Regions from separate parts of the Homo sapiens genome. Here region 1 is linked to region 2. A link is an interaction called in ENCODE POLR2A ChIA-PET data of the cell type or tissue named here. Cell type or tissue: GM12878. All regions are shown on one strand.

What was found. ChIA-PET counts read pairs that join two places held together with the same protein. Peaks named below come from ENCODE experiments on the same cell type or tissue, not always from the same donor. Only the 100,000 strongest peaks of a DNase experiment are listed, where the experiment ranks them.
Region 1: POLR2A ChIA-PET joins it to region 2 with 6 read pairs; 3 of 35 experiments call an interaction of 5 or more read pairs at or near these places.

The regions. Positions count from the first base shown.
Region 1 is chr19:16,577,985-16,582,984 of GRCh38, forward strand. It overlaps MED26 (mediator complex subunit 26), which reads right to left. Exons shown (of 3, transcript NM_004831.5): 2 at 351-425. LOC105372295 (a long non-coding RNA gene) reads left to right here. Exons shown (of 3, transcript XR_936360.3): 2 at 182-289; 3 at 374-830. Among named protein-coding and RNA genes, the nearest start is that of SLC35E1, 8.1 kb to the left of the region's middle. RefSeq lists a silencer at 3,779-3,828 and enhancers at 4,006-4,577, 4,578-5,000. In GM12878, no CTCF peak of the experiment used is centred here; no DNase peak of the experiment used is centred here; H3K27ac peaks cover 2,508 bases.
Region 2 is chr19:17,122,576-17,127,575 of GRCh38, forward strand. The region is part of intron 2 of MYO9B (myosin IXB); the gene reads left to right. Among named protein-coding and RNA genes, the nearest start is that of SNORA118, 33 kb to the left of the region's middle. RefSeq lists enhancers at 3,040-3,429, 3,540-3,979. In GM12878, a CTCF peak has its summit at 3,867; DNase peaks (open chromatin) are centred at 2,946, 3,366 and 3,796; H3K4me3 peaks cover 2,542 bases; H3K27ac peaks cover 4,507 bases.

The DNA.
Region 1 (5,000 bases), 540 kb before region 2:
CTTCCTGGGTGAGAGGGTGCTGTGGCCGAGGCGACAGCACAGAGGGTCCGCTTCAAGTGGAGGGTTGGGGATGGTGCCTCTCACTGGAGCCTCCTCCAAGCACACCTCTCCTGATGTCCCCACGTGCCCACGAAGTGTGCTGGGCATGTAGGATGGGAGTAACACCACTTGGTCTCTGCAGTGCCCGTGGGAGAGCAAGATCGCGAGGCACGAGCTGTGAGGGCACACCGCCTCTCTTGGTCCTCCGAAGCAAAGACACTGATGCTCCCAGAAGCTGCGGAAGGACCTGGTTGGTACCATCCCCTGCCCCCCGTTCTGCCCTCCCAAATGCTGGGGTCTGGGATACTCACCTCAAGTGCCTCTTTGGTAATAGGGTATTTCTCCAGGCTGGAGATGACTTCCAGCACCGCCACCATGTTCCGGATCTGTGGAAATAAAAAGCCATTTGTCAGGTCCCTGTCCTTCTCCACTGGGAGGCTGGAACACCCTGCCCCAGCCTGCTCCAGTCTCTCCCCAACCCCAGAGCAAGAGGAGCCAGCAGCACTGAAGCCCCCACTCCATGTCGTCTCCTACCTGCTCCCTGGGCCAACCTGGCACCCAGTGCTCATCCTCACCTGCCGTCTGACCTCCTCCAGTGTGTGGTGTGCGGGCTGCCCCAAGCCCTCCAGTGTACATGGTACATACCCACCCACCTGCTGAAACCCAGGATGCCTGTGGAACAAGAGCTGCTCCTGATACTTAAGATGACCTCTACTCTGCCATCTGATGGGAGTGGGAGAGGAGACACGGAAGAATTCATCGAATAAAATCCACAAAGCTTAAAAGATCAATACACAGGCCAGGCGCGGTGGCTGACACCTGTAATCCCAGCACTTTGGGAGGCTGACGAAGGCGGATCAGAAGGTCAGGAGTTTGAGACCAGCCTGGCCAACACAGTGAAACCCCATCTCTATTAAAAATACAAAAATTAGTTGGGTGTGCTGGCATGCGCCTGTAGTTCCAGCTACTTGGGAGGCTGAGGCACGAGAACCACTTGAACCCGGGAGGCGGAGGGTGTAGTGAGCTGAGACCACACCACTGCACTCCAGCCTGGGTGACAGAGCAAGACTCCGTGTAAAAAATAATAATAATAATAATAATGATAAACCAGTCAATCTGAATCCAAAGACACCATAAAGAGAGCAGAAAGTCACAAAGTGGGAGAAGGCATAGGCCACAGGCCCCCAAGGAGCTGTATCTGGAACACAGAATGCCTGTACAGCAGTACAGCTGACCAGGAGCCCGGCGTAGACTGGCCACAAGACAGGAACAGGCACACGGCAATGAAATGTCAGTGCTGATGCTCAGCCTCTCAGCTTTATCGATAATCAGGAAAACTCAAACTGAACCCACAAATGGATACATGATACACGTGCCCCACTGACAACACTAGGTACTTCGGGGGATACAGCTGACTTTGGGGACTGCTGGGCTTTGTCTGGCAGAGTGAAGCATGAACACATCCCATGACCAAGTAATCCCTCCCTTTTAGGATCTTGCTAGGAGCCACACCTTGTTCTAAGCACTTCCCACACATTACTGACTCCCTTAATTGTTACAACAAGAATTCCTACCACTCAACCACCACCTCCAGCAACTACAGGTTTCTGGTGGGCTGGCTAGCGGGTGGGAGCCCAGGGGCCCTGAGGAAACCACAGTGAGTAGATTACTCAACTCCCCCCCACCCCAACATGATAAAGGAGTTAAGCGGGCACATGATACAAATTAAAACAGCATAAAAGGGCACACAAGGAAATGGGCATCTCTGACCCAGCCACTGTAGCATTTCCTTGCATTTTTTTCCAAAAATATCCCTTGTGTATATAGGCGTATACATCCACACTTATCACATATTTCAAAACCAAACTGACAGTGGTTCTTGCCTTTTCTGACTTAATGTCAGCAATGTCCAGCCTCAAACAGAGCCCCTCATTTGGCTCACCATCCCTTCCAGAGTGGGGAAGGCCCGACTTGAATGCTGTGGGACACTTAGGCACTTTCCGTCCGCCATTACAAAATAAGGCTGCAACCGACGGCAGTGACAGACCTGACTCTGAGCTAGTGCACAGACAGCCATGGAGGAGCTGGGGCTCCACATCCATGCAGGGTGGTCACCTCACCCCCAGGGAGGCTGCTCTATTCCATTCCCACCAGGCCACATCCTTGCCAAGACTGCGTGGCAAGAGTTTCCGTAACACATGATTGTAAACTTAGCATCTTACACAGCACACATTTATCATCTTAGGCTCTAGGGCTCAGAAATCAGGTCTGAGTCTCACTGGGCTGGGATCCTCTCTAGAGGATCCATTTCCTGCTCCTTCAGGTGTTAGCAGAGTTCAGCTCTTATTTTGTTTTTTTTTTTGAGATGAAGTTTCACTCTTGTCGCCCAGGCTGGAGTGCAATGGCACGATCTCGGCTCACTGCAACCTCCGTCTCCTGGGTTCAAGCAATTCTCCTGCCTCAGCCTCCCGAGTAGCTGAGATTATAGGCACCCGCCACCACGCCCAGCTAATTTTTGTATTTTTTTTTAGTAGGGACAGGGTTTCACCATGTTGAAGGCTGGTCTTGAACTCCTGACCTCAGGTGATCTGCCCTCCTCGGCCTCCCAAAGTGCTGGGATTACAAGCGTGAGCCACTGCACCCGGCCCAGAGTTCAGCTCTTTACACTACAGGAATGAGGCCCATTTTCTTGCTGGTTGTCATCCGAAGCCATTCCCAGCTTCTGGAGGGCACTGCATCCAGCTCACACCCCCTCCCCTTATGCTCAAAGCCAGCTACAGGCTGAGTCCTCACCCGGCATCTCTCTGACCCAGCCAGGATAGGTGCCATCTCTAAGGACTCCCTGACTAGGCAGGGCCTGCCCAGATGATCTCGGATCACCTCCCCATCTCCAGGCTGTTCCCTTAGTCACATCTGTCATGTACGGTACCATGTGCCCAGGCTCCAGGACTAGAATGTGGACGTCCTTGAGGGCTGTTAATTCTGCTGGCCTCATGGATTCTGGCTTTTCTACTCTTCTGCCCCACTTCCAGTGGGAGGCAGCCACTGCCACTCCCTCCCTTCCCGTGTTGTCTCCTCTGGGTGTAAAGTTGCAGAGCCACGACAGCAGTCCCCGCAGAACTCCCACAAAGCTGCCCTGCCAATGGGCCCATTTGCTCTTTGGCAACAACGGCCTTGCCTTGCAATGTTCTCCATTCAGGGCTCCAAATGACCCTGAAAACCCTGCTTCAAGCTGTGTCATGGTGGGGGTGGACGGGTGATATGAGGGGAGATACAGTCCTGTCCGCACTCCTCGTGCAATGGGCAGGGATCAGTGCAGGGGAAGACTGTGCGATGAGGAGGCCAGTCCCAGACAGACAGCAAGGCCAACCACTCCCTGCCCCAGGCACTCCAGCACCGACTCAGTCCCTGGGCTTGCCACATGGCTTCACCTCCACCCTGCTGACCTCACCCTGGTATATTTGGAGCCCTGGTTCCCCACATACTCCTGAAGCAGCAGTCCTTGCAGAGCAGAACACTGCCCAGACCCAGCTAGCCTGGTGGCACAAAGTGTCCTTGTCCTTGGGCAGACACCATCCTGCTGCCAGACAAGAGGGAGGAGACAGAACACCTGGGCAACCCCAGGGTCTGGTACTGAGCTGGTGCCCCAGAAATCACCGCTGAACTAACAGCCAGTCCCAAGAGTCTCCTGGAAACTGTGTGGGAGCTGGGGACACCAGGCGAAGGTGTGAGGGCCCTGTGACTGTGTATCCTTACCCTTGGCCCCTCCCCTGCCTTATGAGCCACGCTTAAGCGTGTGCAGAGAGGCCTTCAGCCTCTAGGAGCCCCAAGGGAAATGCTACAGCCTTGGCAGTCCCCTTTCTGTCCCCACCGTGTGAGCTGCTCACCTGAGGAGTAGAGGAGCCCGCCTGCTCTACCTGTAAGGTGCTAGAAACCCACAGTCCTACGCCGTAAACAGATGAACTCTGCCAACACCTGAAGGGGCAGAAAATGGATCCTCCAGAGAGGAGCGCAGCTCGCTGCTTCCTGGATCCCAGCCCGGTGAGACTGGAGCTGACTTCTGAGCCCTAGAGCCTGAGATGATAAATGTGTGTTGTGTAAGACACAGAGAGAGGGTGAGTGTCCAGTGCGGCCACTCCCTGGAGCCAGCAGAAGGCAGTCAGTGATGTCAGCAGAGCTAAGGATGGGGGCAAGGTGAGACTGCCCTGCCCTGCGACCTCTGGGGCATTGATGTCAAGCAGTCTGAACACTGTGTGGGGAGCACCACCTGGGCATCCAGACACAGGCCTCCCAGGCCCAGGAGGCAGACACTGAGCAATGCAGCGAGGAATCCCTGCAAAGGGCCTGGCCCCGACCCCAGGCACACTGAGCCAGAAGGCTCCACAGAGCCTCTTTATAGATGGCCACAGTCTGTCCCAAAGAACACTTAGCACCCAATTGGTGCTGGTCCCATAGGAGCAAAATAGGAGCTGGCTTCTGACCCTGGCCCTGGGGACCCTGCCTTAACAACCAACTGACCCCCCACCCAGGAGTGGCAGGTCTCCCACTCTCATGGAGGTGGCCCTCTGTGAGTGACAGAGACACCAGGACTCGTATGTGGCTGAGGGGAGGCTCCCGCTCTGACTCCAGGCCTGCTAAGTCCAGCATGAACCCTCAGGGCAGGGAGGCAGGCCACAGGGGGAGGGCAGCACCTAAGGTGGCCTCCCAGGGAGGTCAAAAAAGGATGTGGCAGAACGAGCTGTGTCCACCTGGGCTGGAGACCGACTTCCATGCTGGAAAGCAGAAAAGAGCTGGAGAAGGATGGGCAGGGAGCTGGCCAGACAGCACCAAAGCCCTGCGGCAGGGGAGAGGCCATGGGTAAGGACACCGGGAGGAAAAACAGACCCAAAAGACCCAAGGTGGCTCCTTCACAACCTGTCTTCTATCCCCCTTAGCGACTGCCCCCACAGACCACCTGCCCT
Region 2 (5,000 bases):
AGTCTCAAAAATCATTCCTACATCACAGCCAGGTGTGGTGGCACATGCTTGTAATCCAAGATGCTCAGGAGGCTGAGACGGGACGATCACTTGAGCCCAGGAGTTTGGGACATAGACACAGACAGCCAATGACAGGCAGGTATCAGTTAGCAGGCAGGAAAGAGGTTCAACCATGGTGGACAGAGCCTTAGGAGCTAATGAGGCCATGATGCTGGTAACTTTAAATGACATCATTCAGGGCCAGTTGCAGTGGCTCATGCCTGTAATCCCAACACTTTGGGAGGCCAAGGCAGGAAGCTCACTTGAAGCCAGGAGTTCAAGACCAGCCTATACAACAAAGCAAAACCCTGTCTCTACAATAATTAAAAAATTAAACAGGCGTGGTGGTGCAAGGTGGTGCTACTCAAGAGGTTGAGGTGGGAGGGCCGCAGGACCCAGGAATTGGAGGCTGAAGTGAGCTACGATCACACCACTGCTCTCCAGCCTGGGGGACAGAGCAAGATCCTGTCTCAGTAAATAAATAATAAATAAGTAAATAAAATGAAAGGATTTTCAGCTTGGCTTGCAAGTATATAAAGCAAGTTCTGTTCCTTGCTTTATACACAAGACACACCTAAATCAAAGGGCTTCAGGAAGTTAAAAACAAAGGGGAAAGCAAGCACAGGTGTACCAGGCAGTGAGAAACGGGAGATAGCAGAGCTGCAATTCGGACATAGTTCAGGCCTCTGCACATTACATGTGGCAAAGATTGGTTATGATGCCAAAAGCCTCACTTTGCAATAAAGGTATAACACTTGTGAATATCTATGCACCAAACAACATAGCCACTGCCTTTATACAGTAGAAATTTGTGTGTGTGTGTGTGTGTGTGTGTGTGTGTGTGTGATGGAGTTTCACTCTTGTCACCCAGGCTGGAGTGCGGTGGCATGATCTCAGCTCACTGCAACCTCCACCTCCCTGGTTCAGGCGATTCTCCTGCCTCAACCTCTGAAATAGCTGGGATTACAGGCGCACGCCATCACACCTGGCTAATTTTTGTATTTTTAGTAGAGACGGGTCTTGAACTCAGGTGATCCGTCTGTCACAGCCTCCCAAAGTACTGGGATTACAGGCATGAGCCACCACACCTGGCCACAAAGTAAAAATTCTAAAAGATACAAGGAGAAACACACACACAGCTTGGTTGAGTAGATAGAAAATAGGCAAGGATGTTAAGACGCCCAAACCACATGCTTAAGGCAGACATTGTGGCCATATCGTGAACTCTTAAGAGAATAAACCTCCTTACACATACATGGAACATTCTCAAAAAATCATTTTTCTTTTTTGAGACAGGGTCTCACTTTGTCACCCAGGCTGGAGTTCAGTGGTGCAGTCTTGGCTTACTGCAGCCTCAATCTCGTGGGCTCAAGTGATCCTCCCACCTCAGCCTCCCAAGCAGCTAGGATTACAGGCACTTACCACCATCAAGTCTGGCTAATTTTTGTATTGTTTGTAGAGACGGGGTCTCACTATGTTGCCCAGGGTGGTCTCCAACTTGTGGCCTCAAGCAATCCTTCCACCTTGGCCTCCCAAAGTGCTAGGATTACTGGTGTGAGCCACCACACCTGGACTCAAAAATCATTTCTATATCAGAGTCAGGTGTGGTGGTACACACTTGTAATCCCAGCTGTTGAGGAGGCTGAGGTAGGAGGATCACTTGAGCCCAAGAGTTCAGGACCAGCCTGGGCAACATAGCAAGACCCCATCTCTACAAATAAAAATCATTCCTATGTCAGGTAAAGAGAAAGCATTTAGAACTTCCCAGAGTAGAACAATTACAAGTGACACTCTAACAATGCAATAAAACTTCGTGGAACTTTTTTTTAAAGTAAACTTATATTGAGCAACTCTTAGATGAAGAGATACAAACACAGCTGGGCGTGGGGGCTCATGCCTGTAATCCCAGCACTTTGGGAGGCCAAGGCGGGCAGATCACCTGAGGTCAGGAGTTCGAGCTCAGCCTGGCCAACATGGCAAAACCCCGTCTCTACTAAAAATACAAAAATTAGCCGGGCACCTGTAATCCCAGCTACTCAGGAGGCTGAGGCAAGAGAATTGCTCAAATCTGGGAGGCAGAGGTTGCAGTGAGCCGAGATCGCGCCACTGCACTCCAGCCTGGGCAACAGAGTGAGACTCTGTCTCAAAAAAAAAAAAAAAAAAAGGTACAAACAGACCAAAATTGCAGGTTTTCTAAAAATCAGTGACAAACACCCGTATGTTATCAGAATCCATGGGCTATATTTAAAGTGATGGTAGGAGGACACCACATAGCTGAACACCCATTAGATCCACAAATAGGAAAGAACGGAAGTAAATGAATTCATGTCCTATCTCAAGCTGAGAAAAAAGAACAAAGTAACCCCCAAAGAGAATGATTTGGGCATCAAATGGGCAAGATGAGGCCAGCTGCGGTGGCTCACACCTGTAATCCCAGCACTTTGGGAGACCAAGGTGGGCAGATCAGTTGAGCTTAGGAGTTCGAGACCAGCCTGGGCAACATAATGAAACCCCATCTCTACCAAAAATACAAAAACTTAGCCGGGCGTGGTGGCACATGCCTGTGGTCCCAGCTACTTGGAGGGCTGAGGGTGGAGAATCACTTGAGCCTGGAAGGCAGAGGTTGCAGTGAGCCAAGATCATGCCACTGCACACTAGCCTGGGCAACAGAGTAAAACCCCATCCCCCCCCCCCCAAAAAAAGGGTAAGATGAGCCCTAGGGGAAATATGATAAATTCTTCAGATGTTTTCACAGCCTTGAGAACCAAACAGGACCTTCCCCCATCAAAGCCTGGTTTGTTCTGTATTCTTTCTGTGACCTAGTACGTGGTTTCGTGATAACCTAAACCCAAATTTAGTGACATATGTAAGATTTCAGTAACTTGTTTCACACTTAGGTTTTTGTTGTTATTTAAGGCTTCCCCTACCCCACCCCTGTAGGGTTTGCTGTGAGACTTTAGCTCATGGTAGGAGTCTGTCCTTAAAGGGCCACGTCCTAGCCCTGGGAGTCCTTGCTGCGTTTCAGTGTTTGCTGTAATGCCATCTGCGTCTGTGGCTGACAGTTGGTGTCTCTTGTGAACTGGGACATACGGCGTTGGGAGCACTCAGCTCTCTGTACATCCCTGCCGTCCGTCCATCTGACCAGCAACCAGCTATCGAGAGCCTGCCGGGGTGCCCCAAACCCCTTGAGCAACCAGAAAAGAACAGAACCCGGCAGCAGCTAGGCTAGGGGCCCTGGAGAGCCTCCACTTCCTCCTCTGCGAATAGGGGAGCCATGAGGTTGGGGTGACTCTTCCACTTCCTGCCCCCACATCCGCAGGCCAACTGAGCCTGCAGCTGCCTCCTGTGCAGGCTTGGGCTTGGGGGTGTGGGGAGTCCTGTCTTGCACCACATAGCTGCCTCCTCACCTCCATGACACCCACCCCCTTCGCAGGGTCTTCCTTGTGCCTGGCTGGCATCATCCCCGACATGGCCCCCACTAACCTCCTCATTCCCTCGGCCCCGCCTTCACCACAGCTCTGAGCTCTGTTGAAAGCATCAGCTAAACTTCTCATTTCCTCGCCTCCAGCCCTGCCTGCTGGCCTCCGCCCCCTCTGCTCCCAGCTCCCAGGGAGTCTCTTCTCACCCAGCCCTCCTTGGGCACGTGACCCTGTGGACCCATTTTGTCCTGGGTGCTTCCCAGGCCTGCTCCTCCACGTCCCCACCATGGCCTCGGGAGACCAGTCACCCAGGGTGACACTCACCTCCTGCCGACCCATCCTGCTGGAACCATGTCGGGGATCCCCGGAAAACCCCATTTAACAGAGGATCCAGAACAGCGGCCCCTGGCCACTCTTTTCTCACGAAAACCAGACAGTCTGTATTTCACACAGATCCTAGGGGCCACCCAGTCTCTGTCAGAATGGCTTGACTCTGCTATTGTAACTCAAATGCAGCCTTAAGCCAGACCCAGACCGATGTGGCTGTGTGCCAGGAAAACGTCATTTGCTGCTGCTGAAAATTGAATTTCACATCAATTTCAGCCATCAAGAGATCTTTTGACTTTTTTTTTTCTTTTTTTTTTTTTTTGAGACGGAGTCTCGCCCTGTTGCCCAGGCTGGAATGCAGTGGTGCGATCTCAGCTCACTGCAGCCTCCTCCTCCCGGGTTCAAGCGATTTCCTGCCTCAGCCTCCCAAGTAGCTGGGACTACAGGCGCCCACCACCATGCCCGGCTAATTTTTGTGCTTTTAATAGAGACGGGGTTTCACCATATTGGCCAGGCTGGTCTCGAACTCCTGACCTTGTGATCCACCCCCACCCCCACCCCCACCCCCCACCCCCGGCCTTCCAAAGTGCTGGAATTACAGGCATGAGCCACCACACCCACCCGATCTTTTGACATTTTTTCTCCCCTAAGCATTTTTTTTTTTTTTTTCAGATGGAGTCTCACTCTGTCGCCCAGGCTGGAGTGCAGTGGCACAATCTTGGATCACTGCAACCTTTGCCTCCCAGGTTCAAGCGATTCTCCTGCCACAGCCTCCCAAGTAACTGGGACTACAGGTGCACACCACCACGCCCGGCTAATTTCATTTGTAGTTTGGTAGAGATGGGGTTTCACCATGTTGGCCAGGCTGGTCTCAAACTTGTGACCCACCCCCCTCGGCCTTCCAAAGTGCTGGAATTACAGGCATGATCCACCATGCCCGGCCAATTTTTTGACTTTTTTTCTCCCCTAAGCATTTTTTTTTTCCAGTTGGAATCTTGCCCTGTCGCCCAGGCTGGAGTGCAGTGGCGCAATCTTGGCTCACTGCAACCTTCGCCTCCCAGGTTCAAGCGATTCTCCTGCCTCAGCCTCCCGAGTAGCTAGGACTACAGGTGCCCACCACCACACCCGGCTAATTTCTTTTGTATTTTGGTAGAGACGGAGTTTCACCATGTTGGCCAGGCTGGTCATGAACTCCTGACCTCAAGTGATCCGCCC